3 separate regions of the Homo sapiens genome follow, and all the other regions are linked to region 1. The links are chromatin loops, found by intact Hi-C in ENCODE. Cell type or tissue: Caco-2. All regions are shown on one strand. Each heading gives the region's core, and the rest is flanking DNA. Links, peaks and the distances in the headings are about the cores only.

The links. Hi-C counts contacts between places; a loop is a spot of excess contacts. Peaks named below come from ENCODE experiments on the same cell type or tissue, not always from the same donor. Only the 100,000 strongest peaks of a DNase experiment are listed, where the experiment ranks them.
Region 2: it touches region 1 in a loop (4-fold over the local background); 23 of 110 quality-filtered maps call a loop at or near these places.
Region 3: it touches region 1 in a loop (2.6-fold over the local background); 17 of 110 quality-filtered maps call a loop at or near these places.

What each region holds. Positions count from the first base shown.
Region 1 is chr5:143,413,903-143,421,692 of GRCh38, forward strand. It overlaps a transcript of NR3C1 not described here. Among named protein-coding and RNA genes, the nearest start is that of NR3C1, 14 kb to the left of the region's middle. In Caco-2, for the core only: no CTCF peak of the experiment used is centred there; DNase peaks (open chromatin) are centred at 4,439 and 4,729.
Region 2 is chr5:143,668,268-143,676,057 of GRCh38, forward strand. It overlaps LOC105378210 (a long non-coding RNA gene), which reads left to right. Exons shown (of 3, transcript XR_944377.3): 2 at 1,127-1,219; 3 at 4,312-7,790. Among named protein-coding and RNA genes, the nearest start is that of MIR5197, 7.7 kb to the right of the region's middle. In Caco-2, for the core only: no CTCF peak of the experiment used is centred there; no DNase peak of the experiment used is centred there.
Region 3 is chr5:143,492,937-143,500,726 of GRCh38, forward strand. No RefSeq gene overlaps it. Among named protein-coding and RNA genes, the nearest start is that of NR3C1, 93 kb to the left of the region's middle. In Caco-2, for the core only: no CTCF peak of the experiment used is centred there; no DNase peak of the experiment used is centred there.

The sequences.
Region 1 (7,790 bases), core at 3,388-5,887:
ATTTCTGGGCATGCAGAAAAAAACCCAGATGTCCATGACAATAGCTTTTTATCAAAATATTAACAGTGACATAAACATCATATTTTACATTTTAAGAGAATAGACATGACTTAAAATGTTTGTCAGCAATGGAAAGAACCCTGAAAATTAAGTATAGTTGTTACAAGTTTTATTGGTTTCACTTCCTGCCTTTAATAGAATGTGGGTTTGTACTTTGAAATTTCAAATGTTACACAAATGAATTGATGATTGCTTTGCAGAAATAGTATCTCCACTTAATTGGGCCTTTTTTGGGTGATGAAGTGATGTTTACAACTTTTAAGCTAGTTTTATCGTCTTCCACTGAAGGAGTTTGTCTCACTTGAATATGATTCCAACAATATGATGGGTATAGGCGGCTGCAGTGAGCCTCTGTCTGCTTATTTTGCTCCTTCTGTCTTGACAAGCTGAATGTCACGCAAATGTCTCAAGCCTCTGCACTGGGCAGGCAGGAAGCCAGAACCAGTAATAGAAGCAGTAGGCACTCTGTGAATACTTGCTGATTAATTTTAGCTCCATAGGCCTGATGGGTTTTCCATCCCTATAATTACCATCAGCAAATAGTTATTGAATGATGTCCAGCATATTTTTATTTCCCTTTTCTTGATCCTGATTTTCATTTTCTATTTTACCTCTCTGTGATTTTATCACGTGTGTTTCTGTTCATCAGACTAACAGAGCCTCCTGTGATTAGTTTATAATCACTCAGTTTTATTTCTACCTATGAGATATCTTTATCTGTCTGTCTAAATTTGTCTTTGTTATGACCCAGTTCAAGTTCTTTCTGGAATTAGGGAAAGGATGAAGTGTGAAAAAAAAGGAATTAAATAGTTCGGTTATTGAATGGCTATTTTGTGCTTGATGCTATATTAGTACATTTCCACATTTGCTTTACAAGTTAGTCTTTCTTATTAGAAGTAATGCTTAACAAGCCTACAAGTACTGACTGGGCTCACTTTATAGAGAAAATGGAGAGCAGTGAAGGGTGAGGAGGTTATGAGTTATGGATATGACAAATGGGGAAAGATCTTACAGAAGAGAGATTGGGGCCATCCAAGAAAAATCGTTATCTTTGTGTAGACGGCATTAGAAGGATGAAAAATAACTTTAGATATTACTTATGCCTTTAAGAAAAAAACTTCAAAAGATGCTAGAAAATAACACATACTTATTGTAAAAATCCAAACATACAGAAGGTAGAAATGTATAAAGGTAAAAACTTCCTCACACAATCCCATTTTGCAGATGTAACTATTTTTTTCTTTTTATATTTTGATGGCAACAAATTTGTAATTATTTTTGAGTTTTTATGTATATTCCAGATCCCCCACCCCATTATTCCCCTCTTTAAAAACTTTTATTATGTGAAATAGAAAGTAGAATTGTGACTATCAGAGGCTGGGAAGGGCAGGGGGAAGGGGAGGATGGGGAGAGATTAGTTAACGATTACAAAATTACAGCTAGATAAGAGGAATGAGTTCTGATGTTCTGCAGTACCATAAGGTAAATGTGATTAACTATAATTTATTGTATATTTTCAAATCCTTTTTGTCTATACATGGATGCATGCATGCATATATGTTTTTTAAAAACAAAAATGAGATTTTACTACATGTATTTTTCAACCTTTATTCATCAAATGTTATTGGACATCTTTTCATCTTTTCAATATTTTCAGGTAATAGTAGCATAGTATACCATTGTTTTAACCTTTCCTTATTGAAGTATATGTAAATTGTTTTCAATTTTTCACTATTGCAAGCCATGCTGCAATGAATATTTTTGTATCTAGATCTTTCTGCTATTGTACAATTATTATAGAATTGAAATTTCTCAGGCAAATGTGATTTGCAACAATTATCAAGCACCCAAAAGTGCTACATTATTGGGCTCATTTTAAAAATGCTTGTCCACTACAGCTCATTTTCTACTTTCATCTTCCTTTAGACATTCTAGAAAAAATCAATTAGAGCAGTAGTCATGGATGGCTATGCAGGACAGGCTACTAGCTGGAGACCCCTCATGTTTTGCTATTGATACAGTTTTGCTGAATCCATCCTTATGTTAAATGCATTAACAATTTAAGAGGATTGGTTTACATATGAACTGGGAAGGGATTATTCAGGGATACCATAATGCTTGATGGCTGCCTCCATCCTACCAGGGACCCTGATCTGCCCTGTTGTGGCCACATGGTAGATAGGTACTGTTTTACTTGCCAAGTATCCCCTCTCCACATATGATACTAGGACCTAACATTTCCTTTGGAAAACTATCCTTTCCCTAACTTTGGTCCATGCGCTTATGGTGGTATTAACCCATCTGTAACTCTGCATGGGCCAGGTCTGGTAATATCAGAGATAGGCACATGACAGGGACAGATACACCTTAATTCTTGGCTTTCTGGGACTACTTGGAAACTTGTCTTGTTTCTCAACAGGAATAGCTAAGCTGATACGATGCAAGCTTGGAGCAGCTGTGGTCTACCACTTAGAGACTCCATTGGATTGAGGTTTGCAAAAAAAAAAAGCAAAGAGATCTGGAAATAGATTCCCAATTATATAATATGAATGTCTAGATCCTAAGGTGAGGGCTGCTCCTAGACTTGACTATTACACACTTCAATACATTATTCCCCCTCCTTCTCTTCCTCCTCCTTCCTCTTCAGCCAGCTGGAGTTAGCTAACACTTGCATCAGAAAGGGTCCTGACATCAGAAGTAAAGGTCTAAAACATGGGGGTGTTGCTCCTTCTGGAAGAGACAGGGAGGTTAAGGTTACCAGACATGGAGGATGACCCCAAAAGAAAAGGGGAGCCCAAAAGAGAAGCCAGTTGAATGTCTAAAAATAAACTTTACCTGCTTCACAAGTTTGGCTCGAGTTTCCTTTTAATGATTAACTAGATGAGATGGTCAAACTCCTTCTTTATTTAAAATACACAAACATAAATAAGAATATCAGTCTTCAGTTAATTCACCTATTCTGGTTACATCTGCCTCAGGTTTCTATTTTTTTTATTAATACATAAATTGCTTTTCTATTTTAGGCTGTGTTTAAAAAGAGAGAGAGAGAGAAACCTGGTAATCCTCTAAGAAATGTCTTACGTAGTTTTTCTTTAGGGCCTAAATTATTACTCTACTTTCCATATTGATCCAGCCTTTTGTTTTATTGTTTTGTTTATAGTAGATTTGGTAATATATTAACAGTACCTATAAATATGATCTAGTGGAATTATGTATTAAAATATTTTAATATCTTCTTAGCATTTGCGATCTTGAAACTGAAACTTGATAGCTGAAGAAAAAGTTCCATTAAGATGAAAAATCAATCCCTTAGTGGAATTAAATCCACAATGCTTATATAAAACATTGCTTCTGTCTTATTTACATAAACTTTATACTTCTCTCTCTCATCAGTGGCAGGGGAATATGGAGTGGGATGTCATTAGTTGGATTCAATAGACATTTATTTACTTATTAGGAGCTTGAAATAGACTTGAGACTCTACCTCCTAGTAGACACATGTCTTTAGCAAGTTACTTAACTTTTCTGAATGTTAGTTTCCTTATCTGAAAAGTAAGGTTAATAATATTATCTGCCTCAGGAGGTTCTTATACAGATTAAAAAAGATATTCTCTGTAAAGCATTTAGCATGGTCTCTGACATTTAATTAATGCATGGTAAAGTAACTTATTATTACGCTTTCAGAAAGTGAGATAGCCCTGTAGGCACACCCCAAGCAGAAAGTACACGCCCATACACAATACACTAACTTCCTTCAAACGAAGCCCCTTTTCTCCTTACATCATGGATTGTGAAGGGAGCACCTGTCCAATAAAAGAAAGATTCTGTAAAAGAAATCCAGGCACTGGCTGGAAATTTTCACTATATGATTTATCAGGCCTCTCCCAGCTTTGAGGTCCTATAATTCTATAAACCACACAAGTTTACATATCACTGTGGGATTTGATCCTTATGAAACCCAAGAGAACCATAGGTTTTCCACATCCAGCTGAGCATGCTCAAATAAAGACAGACATTTAAAAGCATAGACATTGATCACGTGCTCTTTAACCAGCAAAATACTACAGCCAAAAGAAACAGAAGCACAGAGAAATAAAATGATTTGTTTGAAGTCTCATTGATTTGCCAAGAAACCAGACTGAATGTGCAAGCTTTCCTAATTCCTAGTTGGGTTCTCCACACACTAAACATAGTGATATATAATCTTCAGTTGTCAATATTTACCTTTTATGAGTTTATTGCTTGTCATGTGTTAACTCATAAAGCCATTTATTTACTTATATCAGTGCCATCAAAAACCCTTTAATTTCACAATCACAGTTTGTGTAACGTAGCAGACAAAGCACTGGGCTGGGACAAGGGACTGGGTTTTGGTTTTGGCTTTGTCCCCCTTTCTTCCTGCCCTCAACTGCATGATTTGGGCAAGTTACTTTTCCCCTTTTGGACTGTTTGCCTTTTTCTGCTTAAGTATCTGGACTTTCCCTTCCCTTCTTTCTCAACCCACACAGAAGTAATTATGTTTCTTTCATTATCTCTAACTGCAAAGTTTTTACTAGACAGCCCATATTTACTGGTCATCTGCTGAATGCCTCTGTGCAGTGAGCTGGAGATAGAGGTAAATAAGGTATGGCCCCTGCCCTCAGGGCTTTCCCAGTTAAGAGGGCACAGGGTGTGAAGGGGCACAGGTCAGAAGGTGAAGGCAGGGGTCAGGGAAGGCTCCTGGAGGAGGCAGAATGAGACTTAAAGGGTAAACAGTTGGTGCTGGGTGGCAGGCAGGTAGACATAAGCTCCAGTGATGACACAGATTATGCTGAAAGGAAGAATAGTGTTAACAGAACTGGCTTGGACGAGGGCAGAACTAGAAAGAATCCAGACTCTGACACTCCAAGTTGTGTGACCTTGACCTAGTTACCTCTGTTTCCTCATCTACTAAGTAGGCATAATGATCGGGTTTCCTCTTAAGGCTGTTGTCACAATTCAATGAGATTACATTTGCTAATTTTAGTGCAGTATTTGGCATTACTATAGGTCAAATATCCCTAATCCCAAATTCTGAAATCGGAAATGCTCCAAAATCCAAAGCTTTTTGAGTGCTATCATGATGCTCAAAGGAAATGCTCATTGGAACATTTCAGATTTTGGATTTTTGGATTAGGGATGCTCTACCTGTATGTATTCTGCAAATATTTCAAAATCTGAAAATATCTGAAATCCAAAACCCTTCCTGTCGGAAGCATTTTGGATAAGGGATATTCAATCTATATTACTACCAATTTATTTTCACCAACAACATGCTGTTATACCTGTTCTCTTGTCCCCTCTTTCTCTTCCAAGGACACGGGCATATTCATACCCTGCTATCAAATATATTTTGTTTATAAATATTTTCAGTAACACACTGAAATACTTATTTGAAGCACTATGATAAAAGAAATGTGGCATTCCATGCAATACTTTGGGGAGTATCGGGGAACCTGCCCCGATAGTCACATAGGTTCTTTTCTATTTTCCCTAAGCGTCAGCCAGTTTGAGAAATAAAGGGACAGAGTTCAAAAGAGAGAAATTTTAAAGCTGGGCGTCTGGGGGAGACATCACATGTTGGTAGGTTCCGTGATGCCCCACAAGCCGCAAAACCAGCAAGTTTTTATTAGGGACTTTCAAAAGGGGAGGGAATGTACGAATAGGTGTGGGTCACAGAGATCACGCGCTTCACAAGGTAATAGAATATCACAAGGCAAATGGAGGCAGGGCGAAATCACAGGACCACAGGACGGGGGCGAAATTAAAATTGCTAACAAAGTTTTGGGCACCATTGTCTTTGATAACATCTTATCAGGAGACAGGGTTTGAGAGCAACTGGTCTGACCAAAATATATTAGGCAGGAATTTCCTCTTCCTAATAAGCCTGGGAGCGCTATGGGAGACTGGGGTTTATTTCATCCCTACAGTTTCAACCATAGAAGACAGCCACACCCAAGGGGGCCATTTCAGAGACCCACCCTCAGGGGCATATTCTCTTTCTCAGGGATGTTCCTTGCTGAGAAAAAGAATTCAGCAATATTTCTCCCATTTGCTTTTGAAAGAAGAGAAATATGGCTCTGTTCCCCCTGGCTCACCGGCGGTCAGAGTTTAAGGTTATCTCTCTTATTACCTGAACAATTGCTGTTATCCTGTTCTTTTTTCAAGGTGCCCAGATTTCATATTGTTCAAACACACATGCTCTACAATTTGTGCAGTTAACACAATTATCACAGGGTCCTGAGGCAACATACATCCTCCTCAGTTTAGGAGATGACAGGATTAAGAGATTAAAGTAAAGACAGGTATAGGAAATCACAAGGGTATTGATTGGGGAAGTGATAAGTGTCCATGAAATCTTCACAATTTGTGTTTAGAGATTGCAGTGAAGACAGGCATAGGAAATTATAGAAGTATTAATTTGGGGAACTAATAAATGTCCATGAAATCTTCACAATCCACGTTCTTCTGCCATGGCTTCAGCTGGTCCCTCCGTTTGGGGTCCCTGACTTCCCGCAACAGGGGAGATCATAGACATGCTATTAATTATAATGGTTTTCCCTAGAACACTAGTTTTCAACTGGGTGATTTTGGCCCTAGGGGATATTTGGAAATTCCTGGAGACATTTTTGGTTGTCACAGATGGAAAGGGAGAATCTTATTGGCATCTAGTGGGTAGAAGCCAGGGATCCTGCTAAACATCCTGCAATGCATAGCACAGCCCCCCACAACAAAGAATTACCCGGCCCAAAATGTCAATAGTGCCGAGGCTGAGAAACCCTGCCCTAGATGTAACCCAGTCACTGCTTCTTTTCAACAATCATTGGGAAACACGGTAAAACCATGTTTCTTAAGATCCTAAATTCAGCTGCAAAAGTGTATCCTTTGGATATTTTACACATTTTAACATCTCCTTTGAAAACAAAGTCCTTCAGAGAACCTGGTGGAATCATTCCAACTTTTTTTGCTACAAAGATAATGGAAATTATTTTATTTTATCATTTTTCTCCTATATGTATAATTCAGGACAAATTCTTCTTTTTTTATGTGGTAATTTTAATGAAATTCACCAAAAAAGATACTTGATTAACCCTAGTTTGGGAGTCTTTTCCAGAGCAGAGAAAATTCTGGAAACTTGCAACAGTGTGGGCTTTTCTCCACCATCACGGGGGATACAAATGGCTAGCTACCAATGATGGCTCCTGTAGCCTCTGGAGGAGAGTGCTAAGTGTCACCTTTGAGTTCCCATAGTCTTCCTAACACTCCTGCCAAAGTGGGGCCAACAACAGGGGGCTCAGAAGGGCTTGCATGTTTTTACTATCCTTCATCCCTTATTTTCTTTCTTCTAGAAGCAACATAGTGATTAAGAGTGTGGGCTCCGGGTTTGAATCTGGTTCTGCTGCTTGTTAGCTACAGTGACCTTGATAAACTCCTTAACCTCTGTGTGCTTCAGAGTCCTTCCCTGTAAAATGGGGGGAAACAATAGTACCTACCTCACAGGATTGTTATGAGGACTAAGTGAGTTCTCATGGGTAGAGCACTTAAAACATAGCCTGGCACATGGGTGTGGAGGCTCACACCTGTAATCCCAGCACTTTGTGAGGCTGAGGTGGGCACATCACTTGAGGTCTGGAATTGAAGATCAGCCTGGCCAACATAGCAAAACCCCATCTCTACTAAACGTGCCTGTAATTTCAGCCACTTGGGAGGCT
Region 2 (7,790 bases), core at 3,135-5,634, 250 kb after region 1:
TCTTAGAATGCTTTCTTTTTGGGTTCAAGCAAAGTTCTGGTTCAAATGAAAAATGTGACTTCTCTGGGCTGTCAGTAACCCCTCCAGTTCCCTTTCTGCCCCCGTTTATTCAGTTATTGAAGTGACACGCTTACTTTATACTCTGAATCTCATGCATATGGGGCCACTGAAATTCTGTGCTCATGGGCCGTTGTAAATGTTATCTGTAAATGGGGCAGCAAGAACTGCAGGTACACATATTGCATATATCTCTGCTCACACTCATTCACCATGTGTCCCATGAATGTCCCAGTATCTCATTGAACTTTACCTACCAATATCAAGTTACAGGAATTTCAATGTGGTTATAGCATTGAACCAACTATGAGGCCCTTGTGGATGTCAGGGCCTTGTGTTCAGGTGATGATGATGCCACTGGTCTGGGGACCACATTATAAGAATCCTTGATTTAGATAATTTCCATAATTTTCCTGTTCACTTTGAATGTATAGATTCAAAAACAGGCAACATTTTGCTTATTATCCCAACAACAAAGGCTTTCAAAGTTTTTCCAAAAGAATCGGATTGCTTCCCAAACAAATGACTCCTACAAAATAACATTCTAATGAGTTAAAGGGCAGGAAAATAAGAAACATCTAAATTGAATTTGTTCAAAAATACATACAGTTTCCCAAAAGTAAAGGCCTGAGGCGAAATTGGAATCATGTTTTACTGAACCCAAAAGTTTGGAAAAATGCTGGAATATACTTAGCTGGACTCAAGATGCCTGAAAGCATTCCCTATTTCTAGAATTTCGTTTTGGCAGGTTAGCTTCTGACCTGAGCTTGTTCCACCAAAGGGTACAGGATTTCAATAGCACAGAAGAGAGGCTATTTCCAGAGTTAAGATTCTTATTTCTCGTTAATTTTCTCCTACTTTTTTAGGTTAATATAATTAGCTCAAGCTATTTCTGTCTTCTTAGCAAGGAAGAATTTCCCTCTTCTTCACCCACATTTATTTTTTCTTCTTTGGTATGATCCAAGGATAAAATTGGCAAATTCCAAAGCAAACTCCCTGAGTTCTGAGGCTTATCCCTTCACCTTGACAGAATATTTTCACTCTCAGCAAATGTGAACTTTTGTTGCAGATTTGAAGCAGTTTCTGTGCAAGACTGGAGCTCACACATGAAGCCAACTCTGAGGAAGTACAAAGTGTTGTCCCCAATCCTCGTAATATCCAGGTACATCACACATCTTTCAAATCCTGTCATCTGGTCCAGCTAAGGACTAGGGAGATCTAATCAGAGGTTTTTGACTTGTTTTAAGCTTATGGGTATGAAGCATTAGCAGATTTACACTTGACCAAGTTGTTTCCTCTTCTGTGGGAAAATGTTTTTCCCTCCTCTCCTTCTGTCCTTTCGGCTTTTGTCTGATTTTGCAAACACACTGCTTTCACCTCTTTTCTGATACTGTTTCCTTCCATTCTTAGGGCTCCAGTCAAGAAAATGAATGCATGATTCCTCATTCTATGGTCTTAAGTAAATATTATAGTTTTCATTGTTATGGGGTTTTTATACTTCAGTGGTTTGGAATTGACCTGAACTAAGAGGCACAAACAGCTTTGCTACTAAATTTGTGTGACCTTATGTGAACTTGGGTAATTTGCAACATTTCTGAACTTCACTTTTATTATGAATTGCACAGGAATACCATCACCTATCTGAAAACAAATGTTCTCAAACACTGGGTTATGTATTAAAATGAAGATTTCATACCCTACTCTCAGAGTTTGATTTAGTATGTGTACCAGAGACATTTGCTATTCACTAAACAGGCAAGGACTGTTTGGCAAGGCCAAGGGCTATGAGGAAAAGTGACTTCATGTAACCATTTTTCCAAAGCATTTTAGAGCTGCTACTTGATGATCTCAGCGTTCTTTTCCATTTGCCATGTGTTCCAGTTGCATACTAACAGGATGGAAACAGCCTGGATCCCTGAATCACTACTTGGAAGGGAGGTGTCATAGAAAGTCATTAGACCTATGGTGGACTTTGAGTAAAGAATGAGCTTTTAAATACTAATAAACAGATATTTGAGGGGTGAGCTTGTTTCTGTAGCATAAACTAGCTAATGACAAAACCAGCATATGATGCCACATATGGGTGTTGCTGTGTTAGGCTGTTCTTGCATTACTATAAAGAATTACCTGAGACTGTGTAATTTATTGAGTTTTAATTGGCTCATAGTTCTATAGGCTACACAAACATGGTGCCAACATCTGCTACGCTTCTGGTGAGGCTTCAGGAAGCTTACAGTCATGGTGAAGCAGGAGCAGGCATATCACATGGTGAGAACAGGAGGAAGAGAGAGAGGGTGGGGAGGTCCCAGACTTTTAAACAAGATCTCATGTGAAATAACTGAGCAAGAACTCACTCATCGCCAAGGGGATGGCACTAAGCCCTTCATGAGGGATCCATCCCCATGATCCAATGTCTCCCCACCAGGCCCCAGCTCCAACATTGGGAATCACATTTTGACATGAGATTTGGAGGAGGAAAACATCCAAACTGTATCGGCTACCATAACAAAGCCCCATTGTATGTGGCTTAGCAGTCAGGTGACAGGCAGAGGAAATTGGTAATGGAGACTAAAAACGTGGAGCTGATGCTAGTCAGTAGAAAAAAAATGTAGGAACTCTCACCTGTGATAATTTAGAAAAGGAACCACATGAGTACTGAGATGGCAGCTCAAGGGGAGTGTTTTAGAAGATATAAAGTAGTAGTATGGTTTGGCCACTATTGGCTGCAGTCAGCAAAGTACTATTTTAAAAAAGGGAGGGAGACATGCACACACTTTAGAACGAATTGGTACAAATCAAAGGCCACAGAGTCCAGAAATGCGAGGCGTTAAAAGATTGGAAAACCCACTGCATTTGAACCACAAACTGTGAGAAATGTGATATAAAATAGCCGTGAATAACAAATGCCCAGAAACAGATGATTCAAATGATTCGGGGCTAATATTGGATTTGGTGTGTTGCCATTAAGTTCAAAGGCATCCACAAAGAAATAAAGCAGTTTTGAAAGCCATATCTCAAACAAAACCTGTAGATGTTACTGGCAGATGGGACTAAATGCAAGCAAATACATGGGAAGTCTACTGAATTTTTGACAAAGTTGTATCTGTCTAAAAAGCAAGGAACTTAAAATGACCCTTGGCCCTCAAACTTCCCTGAACAGAAAGCTAGTAAGGAGGGCATATGCCACAATACCCACTTCAGAGGCAGCAAAGGACAATAATGGAAGATTAAGAACCTCCCAGAGGGTAGAGCCAGATGCTATACTGTCACCCAAAGGCAGGCTAATCTTGCATTTTAACATTTTTCTGCCATGCCCAAAGTATTGAAGAGTAGTATGAACTCAATTTGTGGTCACTGACAGAACTTCTGCCTCTCCAAGATATTAAGGAAGCCTTTTCCAAATCGTTTGAACTGCCCCGTAACCAGTTTTATTTGTATTGCACTTGAACTGCACAAGTATTTGTCTTTTTTTTTTTTTTTTTTAAGTTAAGATAAACCTTGATGCTGAGTTTGGTGGTAGTTATAGGCTGACAGGTTAGACAAGTCTTTTTGGTATGTGGGGAAAAAATGGAATCTGGAAAAGTACATTCTTCCCATCAGAATTATTGAGAAATCAGCTTGAAAAATAGCCAGGTTACTTGGGGTTCTGGAGAACTGAGGTGGGGTTGGGACAAGGGCCCCATCTTGGGTTTGCACAATGGTTGAACATGTCTCCATACAATGCAATGTGTGTTTAGTGAATGTCTAAATCAGTGGCGTTTTGGTGTAGGTGAGGGCCTTAGGTATTATTTAGCCTAGCCACCTACAATGAGACCTATTTCATCAGTGCTGTTAACACTTTGGCAGGGTACACACTCTTTCATGGATTACTTCCACTTGTTAGAAAAATTGTAAATGCACTGAGCTTAAATGTGCCTCCCTAAACCTTCTCTCCATGAGTCTAGGCCTGCACCTGTTTCAGCTCCTGTGTCTACATTTCTGAAATTAGAATCTGTCATCACTAAGTAGAAGAGCAGTCAGGAGGAGACCAAGTAGAAGGCAGTCACTGCCTAGAGAATCAGAGCAGTCTCCCCTTAGCCTGTTTCAGAGCTGTGTCCTCATTGTTCAAACAGTCCAATAGCCGAGGAGGAATTTCATAATAGCGGATCTCCTTTGCTTGCTTTTCTTGGATGCTCTAAAGAAGACTCATGTATTAGAGTAACCCTGCTTAAAATTCCCTTTTTCTCACCATTCCTCTCCCCTTGCTTACTGCAGCTTCTTTGGCAGCTTGCTCTGCCCAAAAGAAGATAGGAGACAGACAGACAGACAAACACACAGGCATACACACAGATGCGCAGATGGACAGACAATAAACTTTTCCTGGGGATGTGAAGGTAAGCAAACCAACAAAGTAAAGATTTATTTAAAATGGCCCCCATAAAGAAAGTAGAATTTATGATGTGATACTATTATGTAAAAGTATAAAAATTACTGAAAAAGTGGCCCATAAATATGAAAAGAACAAAAATAAAATTTGCTCCATTCCCTCAAGCCTGGCCAAAGCCTATTTTCACCTCTTTTGCTCAATTTTCTCCCAGTTCTGAATATAAAAGCCCAGAAAATCAGGGAGAGAAGCTCTTTGGAGCTTATCAGGGGTGGGAAGAGAAACTGAGTGGGCAGAACAAGAATTGTTTTGAGAGTGTAGGGAATGAGTGGGAACACCTCCTGCCTTTTGTCTATCACATGAGTGGAAGCACTTAAGGACAGCACAGAATCACACTTTATGTGTATCACAGCCTTAGAGAGATTGTGGCAGGTGTTGTACTGTTTCTCAGTTGAACACTTTGAAGCAGAGTTCATTTGTATATTCATGTATCCATCCAAATAGTTTTGAGTGCAAGGCACTGTCCCTGTATGTTATTGGTGGTCACCAATTACATGGCAGTTCTTTGGCTGGTTAATAACACCTTTATCTCTACTATAAAGATGATGATGATGATGTGTAGTGTGTGTTCAATTCTGTATTAGACATTGTAAGTTTCAAATATATATACACATATATACTTTGTGACTGGAGAGCCCTAAATAAGAGGGAATACAGGAGGAGAAACTTTAAGAAACAGAAGTTGGGTTCTGGGGAGTGGTACATGGTTCTAACATTTCAGTGAGAAACAACTAAAAGTACTGTAAGAATTTTATCAAGGATCTATGAAGTTTAATACATCCCTACAGCTAAACTCTCTGAATCTCTACCAAAAGCTCAATTTGTTGGACAGTCACTGTTTGTTGAGGACCCCTATCTTACATATCTTTCATTTCCTTCCTAATCCTCTCCTAGCCTAATGTGAGCAGATGCTTACTTGCTGTAGAACTTCAGAGCTACAGGTGGCTTTAAACACCAACACAGACAAACCCCTGAATTGTAGATGAAAATTCAGGAACCTGTCTGGACCTTCAGAATAGTTTCCTGATTGACTGTTCAGCCTCTAGCTCCCCAGGTGGTATGTAGCCCCTATATCCCTTCTAGCTTGGCTCATGTGTGTTCATCTGTCAAGTTTCAGGTGGGTGGCCCTAAATGAACTGACTCCCTCCTGAGGCCCAATCAAAGTTAGGTCTCCCTTCTAATTCTCCATCAAAGCACTCCTTGCATAGCATTTGCCACCACTTAAAATTAAACTTTAATTTTTGTGACTATTTTATAACATCTATCTTCTAACCAAGCTGTGAGTGCCATGAAAGCGAGAATTAGTCTGTTAATTCATCACCACATCGCCAGTGCCTAGCATAGCCCCAGCACAAAAGAGCTTGGTGAATATTTGTTGAGTAAATAAGTGGTTGGAAGGCACACACCCGAGCTGTCTTTGTACAACACAAATCTGTTTGTCTTTCTCCTGCCTAAATTCCTTCTTTAGTTACTCACTTTTTAACAGTAAAGAAAAACATGTTTTAGCCTGATTAAAAAGAGCTACCACAATTTGGCTTTTTGTCTAAGCTCCTCAGGTCCCTTCAGACCTCCAAGCCTTTGCATATGCTGTACCCTCAGAGAAATGCCCTGCCTGCTGTTTCTGCCCAAGTGGGTAAGCACCTTCCCTTCCATCACCTTCTTGGTGAAGCCCAGACTCTCCAAGAAAGGGCTAGTTGGTTGGTTCTTAATGTTTCCACAGTGCTTTGTCAGTATTTCTGTGAGAGTAGAAGGGTGGCATACTTTCTTTCCCAAACTTGTCCCTGAATTCCTTCCACTTCCCCCCAAGGCTGTTGTGAATAAAGGAGTGGCCGAGGGTGACACGCAGCCAATGGTTGGTCCACCAGCTGCCTCTGGCAGCTCCTTGTTGCTGTCTCTCCTCCCAGATCTGTCTCCTTTTATTTTCCTGGTCTTTCTTGTGATTTCCCTCTTTGTCTTTTGCAGGGTCCTCATTCCCAAATTTCTCTCCTATTATGTTAAGTGCACTGATATTGCTGTTTTTGTTTCTCCTTTGAGAAATATGATGCCTGGGAAGAGGCAGCAGCTCACATTGCACACCTAAATAGTTCCAGCAAGGCATTTTCCTGAATACAAAGCTTTTTCTCCTGAGGTGGATTCTGCTTTCCCCTAGCCTGCAAAAAGAAGGCAGTCAAGTTTCTGGCTTTAAATGGTAACTTTTCTTTCCTCTTTTAGATGCTTTAGAACCTAAGCAGAAACAAGTGTCTTTTATAAAGCCACTTCACTTTGACATCTCAGATTCTCAGCAGGCTTGGCAACAGTGGCTTGCCCATTCATCTCTGGGACCACTTTTGAAGCCAACTCTGTGAAGAGCTGTATGAACTCTATGAGGCTCTGTAAAGAAAGGCATCATTAGGAAGGAGATGTTCTTAGCAATGGCTCTGCAAAGTTTAAACTCCAGTTTCCTCATTCTGTATTCAGAACAATTGCTCTTAAAGTATTCGCTAAGGACAAGCATTTTCTTACTCCCATACTCAACAACATGGGAAAACATGGGAAAAAACCAAGCCCTCCTAATGAAGACCAAGCAGCTGGACCTGCATTGCTCTAGTGTTACCTCTGTTTGGGGTTTCCTCTATTGCTGGGAGGCCAGACACTTAGTTGATTAACTTTGTACTTAATGAATAGGGTTGTCATTTTTCCAGCTGTTTCTAGGAGAAACTGAAACAGGATTGGAGATTTTGAAAATTTGTCACCTCCCCCCACCACCAAAAAAATCCCAATAAACTTGTCTGTGGCCTCTTTTTATCATTTCCATCCTTTCTTTTGTGAAGTCCAAGGGATATGAAGCAGATGGAAAAGAGGATAGGCACAGAGAACGTGTGCACAGATATAATATGGGTAAATTCTACTAACCAAACAAGCAAAAACCAAGCTTTAATTAATTCAGTTACATTTAGATCTAGTGCTTTTTTACTGAAACAGAGCCACTGAGAAAATATGACATGATAACACTTAGTAAAACCTCTGAACACATGAAAGTCCTTAAAACAGGATTAGCAATGGATAATACTACCTTACATTTATATAACACTTGGCATATTTCAAAAATGTTTCATGACCAGTGAAAGACTGAATGTCACATTATTTGGGAAAAGAAAAAAGGGAGGATGTTTCTATTACAATTTATGGATAAAGAAGTAGTTTTGGGGTCCAAGGTCATATGATAACTTAAATAAGAAGACCCTCTCTGTGGCAATTAGCATTATTTTAAAAATTGTCAACAGATACTAGAGAGCTTTTTTTTGAATTAATCTATCTTACATTCTATCCC
Region 3 (7,790 bases), core at 3,135-5,634, 79 kb after region 1:
GCCATTTGGCAATATGTTGTAAAATTTAAAAGTACAGAACCTGTGACTCAGCAATTCCATCTCTGGGTATATGCCTTAGAGAAATTATTCCACATATGCAGAAAGAGGCATGTACAAGAAGTTCATTGAAGCATTGTTTTAGCAGCAAAGAACTGTAAAAATCTAAATGTCCATCAATGAAAGAATGGATAAACAAATTGTATTATATTCATCAAAGCAATATTTTTACAGCAATGATATTGAGTGAACTAAATCAAATGTGAATAATTCTCAAACATCAGAATTAAATTTAAAAAAGCAAGTTGAAGAGGGCCAAGTTACAGTATGATACCATTTGCACAAAATTTTAAAACCACTTAAGCAATATTATGAAAATAACCATACAAAGTAAAAATATGTATGGGAATGATAGATGTCAGACTCAGGATACTATGTAATTGCTTACTGGGCCAGGGTAAGGAAATGTAATTGAGCAGGAATATATAAGAGGCTCCAACTGGATTTGTGATGTTTTATTTTTTAGCCATGTATGGTTGTATAGGTACACATATGACAATTTTTTATAGTAATGAACCTTCTACAGCCAGGCTTGTATCTAAACGTTAGCTGATTCGATCAGGAGTGGGTGGACATCTGATAAATCTAGACCAATCCTATTCTTTTTCATGTATGTGAAATATTTTCTTTTTCCCAAAAGGGAAAGGCAATAGTGCCAATTGTGGCAGACAATGCCCTTTAGCTGAAATATTGCAATTATTGTTCTTCCTTGCCATCTTCTGCCCAATACTCATCTTTCTAGCCTCAGCTGCAGTTGATGGTGTACTTGAGACACAGTTCTATGAATGAGATATAAGCAAAAGTCTTTTGGAATTTTTTCAGAGAAAGTTTTTGTATTTCTGATAATATGAACAAATCAAGCTAGTAACAATCTTCCTCTTCTTTTTCCTGCTTTGAACATTGATGAGATATCTGGAGCTCTGACAGTTATCTTGCAACCATGAGGTCAAGAAAAGGTCAAGAGAATCACAGAGATGACAGCCTTAACATCACTGGACCACTCACTCAGTGCCAGAAACTACCTGCCTCTAGACACCTTGCTATGTAAACACGAATAAATACATTTTCAACTGTTTAAGACCGTCTGGATTAGAGTTTTTTAAAAAAGGCTTTTGAACTGATACAATGGCATGTTGTAAAGAGAGATTAAGTTCCACCACCTGTTCCAGTTTGCCAATATTCCTGTTAATGAGGCACCTCAGATCGAAGGCTCTATTCCAGGAGAATCAGATTTTTATCAAATGGAGGGAGGCTGTCATTTTTTCTCATTTTAATGTATACATGTATATTATTATGTCCCAAGATCAAGCTTGCTCATTTGGTAGCCTTATAACACTGGTGAGTCATCTTAAACTTACTGCCAACTCAGGCCCCAGCATCCTTGACTAGCAGTTTGGTATTTATAAGGCAGTGTTCCTTACAGTAAGTAGAAAGTATAATCCATGACTGGTAAGCAGAGGCTCATACAGGCTAAAGTACTTTCCCCAAAGCCATGCAAGTCACAGAATTCCTTTGACCCTTCTTTCCCCTAAGAACTTCTCTTCAGTCTGCCCCCGTGGGCTCCCATGCACCCATGTTTGCATTCTTGGTCCTACCTGATTGGTTCAAGTGTGGATACCTGACTGAAGCTGTACTAGTCCTGTTGTCTCTCTGCAGTGCTTTCAAGATTGGAAAATCATTCCGATTTTTAAAGAATTCATTGCAATGGATGTGGAATGAGACTCAAAGTCCCAACATTATTTCAGAAACCTGTTAATCTTGAAGAGCAGGTATATGTAGGTCATTAGAGATAACAGTCAAAAATGTCTCCTGCTGAAATTGGTGTGTCCCCCTCATACTGTGTTGCCACCTTACCTGACTCATCCTGCTCAATACTACTGTGGATTAGGTGCTCTATGCCTTTTAGTTTCTGTCTCTCCACATTCAACCTAATATACTTCTTCCTAGGAAGAAGTGTGTGCTACCACATTATATTATGGAGTAAGAAAGTAAACATTTTTTTCCAAGTAATACATGCTTATGTCTATGTATCTGTCTCCTTATAGTAAAATCTACAAAAAGAAGGCAACAGAAATAAAACATTGTTAATTTCAATGTAAGGAAAGATTTAAGACACAAATTGACTGCAAGCTGTTAGGGACTGATTGTACCTTTGCTCCTGTGGATACTGGGAATTTTAAGGCAGTTTTCATAAATGAGAGAATTCAAGCATTAGAAAGATTTTAGGGAAGGGTCTCTGAAAAAAAAGGATAGCATCTAAAGGTTGGCCTTCTCTATATTTGCATGGGGTTAGCCTTGAGCATTTTGGTTTACGCAATAACTTGGGTGGATCTTGTACTTTCATTCCTGAAGAGTGCAGTGAACTTTTTTTTCTGAGACAGCCTACAGTTGAGTGACATGTTTTAGATTACCAGAGCCCTCAAATTTCAATTTTAACTAGCTGGAATGAGCAGACATTTTATTTTTATTGTTTGGTATAGGAACTTTGAAGAGTAATGATTCTTCTTTGCCACCGGAGTAGTCTTTAGGAAAAACAAAATAGTTAAGGTAATTTCCATAAAGAATCCTGCTCATGGCAACAGCCCCCATTGATAATTAGTCCCATTCAGAGAGATGGGTATGGAATTCAACTAACATCTTATTTCTCTACAGGAAATGTTTAGGTATCCCCCATGTTCTTGACTGTCACTTGGGACTAAGACTATTTTAGAATGTAAGGGGAAGATAGAAGAGATTTCTTGGAAGCAAAGAAAACAGCCTATTAGGGTCAAAACAATTATATGAGGAGTCCCTGTGGGTTTTGCGCTAAGTAAGCATGGCCTTATAGAAAATACAGATTGAGGCAATCAGCTCCTTCCAATTTTATGCAAGCAGTAGCAATGGGAAGTATGCCAAGAGAGATGATTAAGGATTAAACAACAGCATGGGAACTTGCTCAGAAGCTCCAAAATGTTGTCGCCAGCACCTGATATTTCTACATCCCTAACTTCTGGATTGTGAAAGGTGGTGCCCTTCTCCCAAACTCCACCCCTTAGCCCACTTACAGCTCCAGGGAAAGTTGAGGAAGAGAAAGATTCTGTCTCTATCAAATCCTAATAGGGAGCAGAGCCAAGAGAGACAGGAAGAGGCATGCTCATTTCCAACCTTTTTTGGCAAGCTCAAGCGGGAGCAAAAGCCATTGCCAATTCTATTTTTTAATACAGATTTAAAAAGGGTTGTGTCTACACATGCAAAGGGGAGTGCACAGTGCACTGTGTTAATTTAAGCAGCACAACAATTTTTTTAATAAAAAGAAAGGCTGACTATTCAGATATTTGTTTTACATTTGGTAGATCCAAATTGGGGGAGGAGACCAAAGTGCAATAATTTCTCCTCTAGTTATGCGTGTGCTTTCCAGCCCTACATTTATCGCTCTTCCAGTTCCAGGCTGGGCCAGCCAGAGACCATCCCTGGGACTTTTCAGTTTGAAGTGAGGAGAGAGAAACTCTTTCCTTTTGGAGACAGAATTGAGTTGCTAGATGTAGTGGACCATGATGTGAGCGCACTTTGGTAGTCTGAGTTGGATAACTATTAGGAGAGAGCAAGAGGCCAGGTGCGGTGGCTCACACCTGTAATCCTAGCACTTTGGGAGGCTGAAGTGGGTGGATCACTTGAGATCAGGAGTTCGAGACTAGCCTGGTCAACATGGTGAAACCCCGTCTCTACTAAAAATACAAAATTTAGCTTGGCGTGGTGGCGGGCGCCTGTAATCCCAGCTCCTCAGGAGGGTGAGGCAGGAGAGTCACTTGAACCTGGGAATCGGAGGTTGCAGTGAGCTGAGATCATGCCACTGCACTCCAGCCTGGGCAACAGAGCAAGACTGTCTCAGAAAAAAAAAAAAAAGAGATTGAGAGAGAACAAGAATGATAGTGAAAGCTAGAGAATAAAAGAGTGATTCCAATTGTATAGTTTGATGAAATGAGAAGTGAAGGAAATGCGTGTAGTTTAAAGGCAAATACACATGCTTGGGCCTGAAAAGTTAACACAAATTGGAGTTGTTTGGTAAAATGGTAGTTGAGTAATTTGGAAAAAAAACCTCATGGTATGTATAGATGCCTTTCCTGGAAAGTCATAGGTTCAATGAATTAACAAATGTTTGTGGAGGACCCTCATAGGATTAGTCATGCTAGGCTATTTGCAGGGGATCCTAGATTGTTTGATGAGAGCAGGGACCATGGCTATTTTGTTTTGGTCTGCATAATCCCTTATGGGTAGATATTGTTATTACTTTTTTTTTTTTGAGACAGGGTTTTGCTCTGTTGTCCACAGTGGAATGCAATGGTGCAATCTCGGCTCACTGCAGCCTCTGCCTCCTGGGTTGAAGTGATTCTCCTGCCTCAGCCTCCCGAGTAGCTGGGGTCACAGACAAGCACCACCATGCCCAGCTAATTTTTGTAATTTTTAGAGATAGGGGGTTTTGCCATGGTGCCCAGGCTGGTCTTGAACTCCTGGGCTCAAGTGATCCTCTCACCTTGGCCTCCTAAAGTACTGGGATTACATGTGTGACCCACTGCAGTTGGCCTGTTATTAGCATTATGTAAAGACTCAGAGAGCTTAAAACTTGCCTAGGGTCATCAGCTAGTTAGTGTGACTGCAAAGCTTGCTGGTACTGCTATTACAATGCTATCTAGACAACAGGTATAAGACTGTTGTTCTCTGGGCTGATAGAAGAGAGAAAGGAGGACAAAGGAAGAATGGTTGATTTAGAACCTTTTTAGCAACATCTATCTATCTATCTATCTATCTATCTATCTATCTATCTATCTATCTATCAGTCATCTACCTACTTCCTTATCAGGGTAAATAGCTGTAACCATTTATTGAATGCTTGTATGTGCAAGACTCTATGGTATTTTATCTCATTATATCCTCACTTCAAAATAGATAATATTGCCCCATTTTATGGATGAGGAAACTGAGACTCAAAAGATCACACAGTGGATTAGTGTTAGACCCAAGATTTGACAGTGGGTTTGTCTGACTCCAAAGTCACCACTCTCAACTATTTTCTACACTGCTGCCCTGACAGAGGAGTTTCTAAAATAGTCTTGCTTCTCTCTTCTAGTCAGTGAATATTTCCCACAGTCTGTTTCCCCATCATATTTTAAAAGGCAGTTTTACATTCCCCATGAAAAATTTGTGCTCCAAAGATTATATATAAAGAAACATTCATTTATATAGTCAGTGTTACATTTAACAGCCTTTTTATATTCTAGTCTTTTAAATTGAAAAGTATCTCGGTCAAAAATTCAAACAGTCAAAATAGAGAAATCCAGCAACACAAATCTCCCTCCTGTCCAAGATACCGAGTGCTCTTCTCCAGAACCCACTGCTGCTAATCTGCTTCCTGAGATCCTATATGGATATATAAGTACAACTATGTTTTTTGGTACCTTATTTTTCTTCTAGCTTCAGGACTTGGGGATCTTTTACTTTAATACATATTGCTCTTCTTGGTTTAATAATAGCATAGCAGCCACTGCATGAATGCAGTATACCTTACTTACTGAGCCCCTAATTGATGGGCATTTTTGTTGTTTCTGGTATTATGTAATGAGCATCCGTATACCTATTCCTTTATATACTTGTTCCAGTTACGGTCAAGTTCTTGGAAGTGAAACTGTTGGTTAAAAGGGCATCTTTGTCTATTTTGAGAGTCCCACAATGCCCAGCCATACTCAGCTGAGTAATAAACACACAGCATATGCTAAGTAAGAGGCAGTGAAGTACTGTGGTTAGAGCACCAACTCTGCCATCAGCCTGTTCCAGCTCTGCAACACACAGTCGGTATGCCTTTGGGTGGGTTATTTAAACTTCCAGAACCACAGTTTGCCATCTATTAAACAGAATAATAATAATACTTTTTTGAACTAGCTATGTAGCAGGCACTCTTTTAAATGCTAGGCTCACACTATCTTATGATGTAGGTGCTATTAGCATCCCCCCTTACAGATGAGGAAACTAGGCACAGAGAGGTTACTTACTTTGTTCAAGGTCACACAGCTAACAAGTGGTAGAGCCAGGATTTACCATCTAGGAAGTATGGCTCTAGAGCCCACCTTTTAAATACTTTCTTGGAGGGGGAGTTGCATGGATTAAATGAGACAGGTAGGTAGGTAATAGATGGGGGGAGTTGGGGAGAAAGAGAGAGAGAAGGAGAAAACAAAGAGTAAGAGAACATGAATATGAATGTAGCATGGTGTGCGGACCTCAAATTATGGGATATGGCTACAACAGAGATAAAATCCCAATCCTTCTTCCTCCAGTGCACATCCTTTAAGGATGAACAAGCTGGTCTGATGGATTTCCTTAAGATTTCATTTCTATGAAAAGGAAGAGTAGAAACGGAGAAGCATGTGACTCTGGAGATCTGCTAAATCTTTTAGTCTGGAAGCCAACAGGACCATGGGAATATATATAATGCTGAGACAGGGAATCAAGTGGTACTGATTAAAAAAGCTTTAATGAGTATAAGCCATTAGTATTTTATCTGAGGAAGCCTAAACGTGGGGTGGACATGGGCAACTAGTTACGGAGTATGACCTTGGCTGTGAACAATGGATTGTCAGGCTAGACCACATGGAGAAATTCTTCCTGATAAAATGAAGTGTGATATTCTGGGAGAGTTAGGCAGGGTTCCTAAAGGGTGAGGCAGTGCTCTACATGCATGACCTCACTGAATCCTCACAACAGCTGTCTGAGGTTGATGGGATTATTGCTCCTGTTTAACCAATGAGGAAATGGAGGCAAAAAGGGGTGATATGACTTGCCCAAGCCTCTGTATTCTTATTCATCACATTTAGCCTGAAGAGGTGGTGGCCATTTCTCTCATAGAGAGCACAGTTAAAATGGCAGAGACATGAGTTTGTGTCTTGTGTCTGCCACTAGGTGGGTAACCTTGGGCAATACACCACATAGTTCCAAGCCTCTGTGTTCTTATCTGTCATATGGGGGTGGGATAGTATCTAACTTACAGGTGGAAGGTTAGATGAGGTAATTCATGTGAAATACAGCACAGTGGCTGGCACATGGTCAGCACTCAAGAAATATATTAAGATCTGGAAAATACAGATTTTCAAAAAATGGATGTCAAAAATCACAATGTTTAAAATTAGGCTTTTTTTTGTCTAGATTATAAATACTTTCTAGAGTAATGAGTATCAAAGTGTCTCTTACACAGGAAATAGAATACATACAGCATAGATCATATGTCCTTAGTTCCAGTGAAACCAAGACTATTGTTACGGATTGTTTTTTATTGGTAATTTGCTGGATTCCACATGGCTTTGGACATGCCCTCTGTGGGACTGAACTGTGTTGTTTATAGTGTAAGGATACAACTATAATTCATAAATTATTAATAAAAAGGAATAAATAGAAGAAAAATTTACAAAAATAATTACCCTAACACATAGAATAAATTTTTGCTTGGTTCTAACTATGAACTTTGTCCTAGTTTTTGTTTTTTTGAGATGGGGTCTCACTCTATTGCCCAGGCTGGAGTGCAGTGGTACAATCTCTGCTCATTGCAACCTCTGCCTCCTAGGTTCAAGTGATTCTCCTGCCTCAGCCTCCCAAGGAGCTGGGACTACAGGCATGCACCACTACGCCTGGCTAATTTTTGTATTTTTAGTAGAGACGGGGTTTCACTATGTTGGCCAGGCTGGTCTCGAACTCCTGACCTCAGCTGATCT